Linked DNA regions of Homo sapiens: region 2 is linked to region 1. A link is a contact called in ENCODE Hi-C or POLR2A ChIA-PET data. All regions are on one chromosome and are shown on one strand. The core of a region is the stretch at or near the end of the contact, and the rest is flanking DNA. Distances in the headings are between cores, read along the strand shown.

Region 1 (3,797 bases), core at 634-3,133:
CTGCCCAGCCATGCCGCCAGGCCTTTGCTCACACTGTCCCCTCTCCCTGGGCAGCCCTCCCTCCTTTTCTGCCCGCAGAAACCCTGCCTGTTTTTAAGGACCAAATTAAATGCCCCTTTCTTTTGCCATCCACCCCCACCACCCTCGTCTGGCAGAATCAATGCCTGTCCCTCTGCGCTCCCATCAGGACGGGCCAGCATCTCTGAAAGTGCTCTCCAGTGTCTGGAAGTTGTTTGCATGCATGTGCCCCACCCTCACGACTGCTGTGACCTCCTGAAGGAGCAAGTCCAGTTGTTCCAAGTACCAGCACATAGCACATAGCAGGCACTCAATACATGTTTGTTGAGGGAGTGAAGGATGCAGCTCACCCAGGGCCTCAAAACGCCATGTGTTTATGTATGATCTATACAGCCAGCTCCCACCCCTTGCTCCCCATCACTATTAAAGGACTTGGTCTTGCCCACCAGCCAACACCTGTGGTACCCTGTGCTCCTGGGCACTGGCCCCGGCTGGAGCCTGCCCTGCTCACCAGGACTCCCAGCACATCTGGCCAGCCAGCTGGGCTCTTCCTACACATCCTGCATCTCTGTGCTTTGAGCCTCATCTGCTTGGGAGAGCGGGGGGATGCAGTAGGAGGACAATGATCCTCAAGTCTCACAGCCATGCCATTACACATCCAGCCCTGATGAAAGTCCCCAAAATGCATCAGTTCACCTTCAAGGCATCTGTGGTTGCCTTTCTGAGATGTCCTATGGCATGGATCCTGACAATGACATTCACCGCCCCCGCACCTGCTGGCTGCCCCTGAATCCCACCTTTGTGCTACAGTCAGAACCTCTTCCTGGGGGGAAGGCACCTTGAGGCTCATTGCCGGGCAATCTGGGAGATCTTTATCATTTCAACAGGAACTGTGTCCTAAATGTGAATTTGCATGAGAGGACGGGCCCACCCTCATGTCCCACCCAGTTATGCCTGTTTCAGAGGTGAAGGGTACTTATACTGCAGGCACAGGGACTTTCAGAGTTGGAAGGGACCTTAGAGAACATTGATGCAAAGTGTGGTCCCAAGACCAGCAGCACCTGGGAGCAGTGACTAGCCATCCTGGTTTCCCAGGATTGCCCAGGTTTAACCCTGAACAGCACTCCTGTATCCCAAGAAATCCCTCTGTCCCGGGCAAATGGGGATTATCAGTCACCCTGCCTGGGAGCAAATCCTTCAGGGTCTCACACTAAACCTAATGAATCAGAAACTCTGGGGGTGGGCCCTGAGATCTTCACTTTAACGAGTCCCCCAGGTAATTCTAAGACCTAAGCAGGAGAGCCGCTGCTTTTCCCTGCAGGTGGGAAACCAAACACTCAGGGAGGGAAGTAGCTTGCCTCGCCAAGCACAGGCAGCAAGTAAAGGGCAGAGCCAGAAAGAGGGTCTGGACCCCACTGTGTGGCACCGCTGTCCCCATCTCAGTCCACAAGCTCGGGAAGGTAACCAAATCAGTCAGTCTGTTAAATAAGATGCTGAGAAGCACCCAGGCCAACTGCTGCAGTCCGTGGATGCTGGGCTTTGCCCTGGGGGTCTGGGAAGGTGGAAATAGCCACCTTCAGGGAGGGGTAGAGTCCCCCTGAGCCCTGGAGCATTGGGACAGAGTAGCAGGGGTTTCAGATTCAGGCCACAGCCTGAACAAAGGGCCAAAGGGAGGACACAGATGTGCCTTTTAGAGGCCAAGGAAGAGATCAGCGTCGCGAGGCCAGGGATCTGGGAGGTACGGTCCCTCTCCTTTGTCTTCAGAGGCTTGTCCGTGATTCTGCATCCAGCATTGGTTACACCCGTAGTGGGAGTCTCTGCCTTGCCTGCCCCCTGCTGTCTAGCTGGTGCCCCTCAGGAACACTTCCTTCAATTGGTTCCCAAGCCCAGCTCCCAACTGCTATGAACAGAAATAACACCCACTTAGGAAGGCCAGTCGGCTTCCCAGCAATCATAAGACACTCAAAGCTCAATGAAAAATGATTTGGGGGATTATCCAAAGCCCTGGCCCCTCCATTCGCTGGCAGATAAGCTCACATCAAGTGGCTTATGTTTGCTTTTCTCCTCTCCAGGGGCAGCTGCAGCCATTGCCATGTTCCCCCACCTACCTCCCCTGATATATCACTCTCCAGGGAAAAGGAAATTGGGGTACAATGAGGTCCCAGAGAGGGGAATCCACTGGGACAGTCAGGAGGAGGGCTGGAAGTGGTGGCTGGAGCTCTTCCACTCACCTTCCTTCAGCCCTGTCCCCTTCCCCGGAGGCAGCAGAGTTAAGCAGGCTTTGGAGCCTTTCCCAGTGCACTAGGCATGCCCGAGCCGCCCTCCCTCATCACACAAAAGCACTTCCTTTCCCTGACCTTCTAGCTGCTTCCCTCCCAGCCTTCTCATTTGAAAATATTCACCTCCAGGTCTCCGTTTCCCCTCCCTTCATGGTGCATCCCTATGATCCCCATGTATCCTTCATGGACAAAGGTGAGCCCTTGCTTGGACCTCTTAGCAAGCATGCAGTACTGCAGCCCACCCTGTCCTCCTTGGCTACCTGGACCCCCACTCCCCTGGTTCTCCTTCTACCCCCGCCTCTGTTTCAACTTCCCACCTGGCTGCTTCTTCCTCTGCCCACTCCTGGGGTCTTTCCTCTCCTGCCTCTTCCTGGAGCACACTGCCTGCCTGATGGGGCCTCCCTCTGCGCCAGTCAGGTGTCTGTCCCCTATCTCCATTCCTCCACCATCTCTTTCTCGAACTTAAGCACCACCTTCCTGGGGTCAGCATCACTTTCAGGACATTAATTCAAGTCCCCGAGCTTCACATGTAAGGTCACTCTTGACCTGACCCCACCTAACCTTCAGCTCTCACCCACTCCATGCACACTCTGCACCAGTGGTCTCCAAGGTGGCAACAGACAATATACTGGGATACAGGGAAAACTTACTGAAATCCCTATCCCTCATTATTTTTTAACTTTCAAAACTGCAAAATGAAGTTTTGATGAATACCTGCTATATAAATGGACAATAGTACATGAATAAAAATTATAAATAAGAAATTTGAGGGGGTGTACAGTCAGAAGAGCTCGGCGACCACTGCCTGCCATGGGCCTCTGGTCTTATTGCCCCCACTGCAGTGCCCCTGGCACAAACATGTAGCTTAAAGAAGCTACAAGTTTGTTGTTCTCTAATGTAAACTAAGTCTGGAGGTAAGCAGCTCAGGGATGAACGGCAGCTCTGAAACCATCTGAGACCCAGAATCTTTGAACTAATTGTTACTCCTTTTCAACCCATAGTTTTCAGCTCACGGTTCAATAGAGCTGCTTCAGCTCCAGCCACAACATCAGCATTCCAACCAACAGGAAGAAGGAAAGGGTGAAGAGAGACATGCCCCCACCACTCTAAAGATACTTCTGGCTGGGTGCGGTGGCTCATGCCTGTAATCCCAGCACTTTGGGAGGCCGAGGCGGGTGGATCACCTGAGGTTAGGACTTTGAGACCAGCCTGACCAACATAGAGAAACCCCGTTTCTACTAAAAATACAAAAAATTAGCCGGGTGTGTTGGTGCATGCCTGTAATCCCAGCTACTCGGGAAGCTGAGACAAGAGAATCGATTGAACCTGGGAGGCAGAGATTGCGGTGAGCCAAGATTGCGCCATTGCACTCCAGCCTGGGCAACAAGAGCGAAATGAAACTCTGTCTCAGAAAAAATATATATATATATACTTCTAACTGTTAAAAGACAGATAATGACATTATTAGCGATAAAGGGATTAATCCGCCAGAATAATATC
Region 2 (3,797 bases), core at 424-2,923, 300 kb before region 1:
CCCTCACAGGACTGTGCTTGGTACTTGATCTCATGCGAGCAGAGCTGGGTTTAATGAGCATTTAATCTATGCTAGAAATATTATCTCGTTCATTGTCAGCAAAACTGTTAGGTGAGTAGGGCAGTTCATTCACAGGAATTTACTGATGGGAAGTTGATATTAGAGGAAAGAAGTAATTTACCACAGGCGACACAGCTACTCTCTGATGGGGCCAGAATGGAAATCCGTAACTCGGCTGTGTTCTGTTCATGTTTGTTGAATGAGTAAATGAATCACAAACAGAGCACCAAGAAAAAGCTTTCTCAGCCTTCAAAGACCCCCAGCAATAAACTCAAAGTTTACTGGTCTGGAATGTGCACCACCCTCCCCTCCTCAGAAAGACAAACCCGTGTGGGGAAAGATGGAATTTTTGATGTTGCCCATGAAGTTTCTAAGTCACTGCCTGCTGAGCACCTCTTGGGGAATGGTGAGGAAACAGAAGGACTTTGGGTTCTGATTTTTGAAGTGCAAGTGGTTTTGAATCACTTCCTAGTTATGTTATGAAGGTTTTTGTTTTTGTGAAAGCAAGGGAAGCTCACTGTGTCTGGCATCTATGATGCTACCAAATGGAAAAGTGCTTTAACCTGAATGCGTTTCAGATTGATTGTGCTCAGTACATGATTCAGCCTCCAGAGCCAGGGAACATGTAAAGGGGTTCTTAGGTGACCAGGCTATAATCCATTTGCGCGAAGGTCTTGATTCTTAGGAAGACTTTAGTAAAAGGAAGAGAACAAAACGTATAAGGACAAGTTTGGGGTCTTTTTTTTCTATTGCATTTAGAAAAAAATGAAAGGGTAGATTCAAAGAGAATGAGCAGGGGAGAATGACAAGGCAGCTCTCTACAAATACTTATGGGTCTTTTTAATGGAGGCTAGCATTTGTGCAGAATCACAAAAGGCCTGAGGCCTTTCTGTGCCATCGATCCAGGGTTACCAAGCTTAAGCCCCAATGGCTAATGAAAGCTGAGAGGTGGAGGGAAGGCCTTATGGCAGATCTCCCCTTCACAGTGAAACCACCAGGAATCAAGGGAGAGATAATGCTGAGGTGGGGGTGGGGGACAGCGGGAATGTCAGGGGAGGGTAGGGGTGGGACGGTGGTGGAATCAGGACAACAGCTGGGGTGTGACGGGGTGAGAAGGGCTGCCATCCGAAGGACATTGGGTACAAACGCAAGCAATTTCAGGGCACTTGATTAGGAACATGCACTTTGAAGCTGGATCTGATTCAAAACCCAGCACTTCCTCTCATTAGCTTGTGTGACCTTGGGCAGTTGACTTAACCAACCCGAGTCTTAATTTTCCCATGCCTAGCTGACAGGCTTCTTTTGAGAATTAGATGATACATGTGAGTAGGAATCACAGTAGAGCAGCGATGCAAACAAAAGCAGATATGTTTCTTTAAATACTGAGGCTTCTGTATGGGGATGGCTACATCCCCATAAAGCAGGAAGCCACAAAGCAGGAAACAATGCAGCCTGCTTTCCAAAAAACGGTGGGACTTTCCAGGTCTCCCAAGGTCCTTGCTCATGTGCAAGGGTGCTAACTCACAGCTCCGCGCGGAGCGAGGATCCCTCTGGCATGAGCAGCTCACTTTGCCATTCTCAGGACTTGTGAAATAACCTCCATGTCCCTCCTGACTTATTCTGAAGGCCCTGGCTGTGTGCCTGCCTGCTCACCTCATGCAGGTAACTGAAAACAACCCTGGCACATTCCTAATGTTTTCTGCAAGACTGGTGGAATTGGAAGTCAGTTGCCCAGGTGGTGACACCTCAGGCCCCACCTAAAATCTCTTTCTATAGTTTACAACACACTTAGCGGAGCGCCTGGCCCACAATAAGTGCTCCATAAATGGCTGCATTATGATGATCAGGGCCTAACCATGGCTGTGCCCTCCCTTGCCCTTCAAAAGTGTGGGTTTGTTCAGAGGCCACTGGCCAGAAGAGTCATAGAATCACAAAACTGCTAAGCACGTTGAGGTCATCTGGCCTGCCCTCTCCACCTCTTGTGTTAACGGATGAAATTCTCCACTGTGATCCCCAAGTGCATTCTGCAGTCGCGCTGCGACCCAGTCAACTCACTTTCCCAACTGCTCCTACTTTAAGTCCTGGAAAAAAGACTCCTCCTTTTCCATCCTCACGCTTGCTCCTGTTTCACAGCTGGAACCATGCAATAAGAGCTTCCTCCCATGCCCATGTCTCTGCCTTCTTCTCTGTTACGGTGGATGTACTCCCCATACTCGTCACAGAGGCCACCCCCTACCCCCGTGCCCAACTCACACTCTAGAATTAGAGCCTGTCCCTTCCTGGCTCCTCAAGGACTAGTCCAGCATTTGTTCTTTCTCTCCTCCATTGTCAGTTTTATCTCTTTTGAAGATACCTACAAATGTACTCTAATGTTTCTTGTCTAACAACTCTTGTCCTCACTTCCCCACCCAGCTACTTGCTTTGCCATTTCTTCAACCCCTTTACAACAAAACTTTCAGAAGAGTTGTTCACATTCACTGTCTCCACTCCTTTTCTTCACATTCTCAACCCACCAATCAGGCCTTTTCCCCGTGCTGTTCCAAAAAAACGGTTCTTACCCAGGTTGCCAATGACCTCCATGTTGCTAAAAATATTCGTCAAGTGTCAGGACCCCACGCTTGCCCCCAGCAATCTGTTCTTAGCACCCATCCAGAGGGATCCTTTGAAAACTGAAGCCAGATCTTGACACTTCTTTGCCATCTGCTTCACCCCCACCACCCCCAGCCCCTTGGCTTCATATCTCATTTGGAGTAAAAATCAAAGTTCGTACAGTGTCCCACAGGGCTGTGAAGAGACAGGTCCTGACCACCATCCACTTTTTCTCTCGCTTCATCTCCTAACTACTCTCCCTTTGGGCACTCTACTTCCTCCTATTTCTTGCTCACACTAGGTGTATCCCAGCACAAGGCTTTGCCCTAGCCTCTCCTCTGCCTGGAATGCTTCTCCCGCTCCTTCAAGGCTCTATGCAAATGCTGTCTTATTAGTGAGGGCGTCACTGACCACTGTAGTTGAAATACTACTCCACACTCTGGCTTCTTTTACTCCACTTTCCTGCTTTATTTTCTCAATAACAGTTATACCTCCACTAAAATACAAGTTCTGTGAGGCAGGAACTTTTTGTTTTGGTCATTGGTGTGACCTTGATGGCTAGAAGAGTGCCTGACATGCAGTGGGTGCTCAGGAGACATTTGAGTGAATGCGTGCATGCATGCATGAGTGAATGAATGAATGAATGGTGCACAGAGAGAAAGAAAGAGGGAGCCCAACAGGAAGCTCCCAGGTGGAGCTGGAATGCTGAGGTCCCCTCTGTAGGCAGTGCCCCTAATAATAAGAGAGGCCATGCATAATCCTGATGGGCCACGGGTGTCTCAAGGGCATTCAGTCTATCCCCCACATCTGTGTGTACCTATCTGTACACAAAAACTATCCTCTACCATTAATCACATCCCTATGGAAGGAGATTCCACAGACTCCCCTGTCTTCCATACCACACCTTCCCCTGCACCCATCTGAATAGCAAATTGGCTGCCGTTGGATCTGTCAACTGCAAACTCCATGTTTGAATAGATTCCCCTTTACCATCCACAGGGAAAGGAACAAGCACCTTCGGGATGAACGGGACATATGTTTTCAGGTAATTGGCCAGTTCTCCCTTACCTGTGGGGGACCAAGGGCTGTGGTCCACTGGACAGCCAGATCCATGTCGAGACTGGCCCAGCAATGTCCTGACACTCGGG

What was found. Hi-C counts contacts between places; a loop is a spot of excess contacts on that map. ChIA-PET counts read pairs that join two places held with the same protein, here RNA polymerase II (POLR2A). Pooled maps may share reads with other maps.
Region 2: a loop to region 1 is called in a map of Caco-2, with 20 times the contacts of the local background. The contact joins two enhancer-like sites. A Hi-C loop is called at or near these places in 2 of 168 maps with a recorded cell type or tissue (Caco-2 and left cardiac atrium) and 4 of 50 pooled maps. POLR2A ChIA-PET finds 5 or more read pairs at or near these places in 1 of 52 experiments (activated CD4-positive, alpha-beta T cell).

Annotation. Positions count from the first base shown.
Region 1 is chr12:3,340,302-3,344,098 of GRCh38, reverse strand. The region is part of intron 1 of LOC100128253 (a long non-coding RNA gene); the gene reads left to right. Among named protein-coding and RNA genes, the nearest start is that of LINC02417, 26 kb to the left of the region's middle. Within about 2 kb of position 1,883, at least 2 of the 41 ENCODE cell types and tissues checked have a DNase peak (open chromatin) inside an H3K27ac peak, as active enhancers do.
Region 2 is chr12:3,644,492-3,648,288 of GRCh38, reverse strand. CRACR2A (calcium release activated channel regulator 2A) reads left to right here. Exons shown (of 20, transcript NM_001144958.2): 12 at 3,649-3,694. Among named protein-coding and RNA genes, the nearest start is that of CRACR2A, 110 kb to the left of the region's middle. Within about 2 kb of position 1,673, at least 2 of the 41 ENCODE cell types and tissues checked have a DNase peak (open chromatin) inside an H3K27ac peak, as active enhancers do.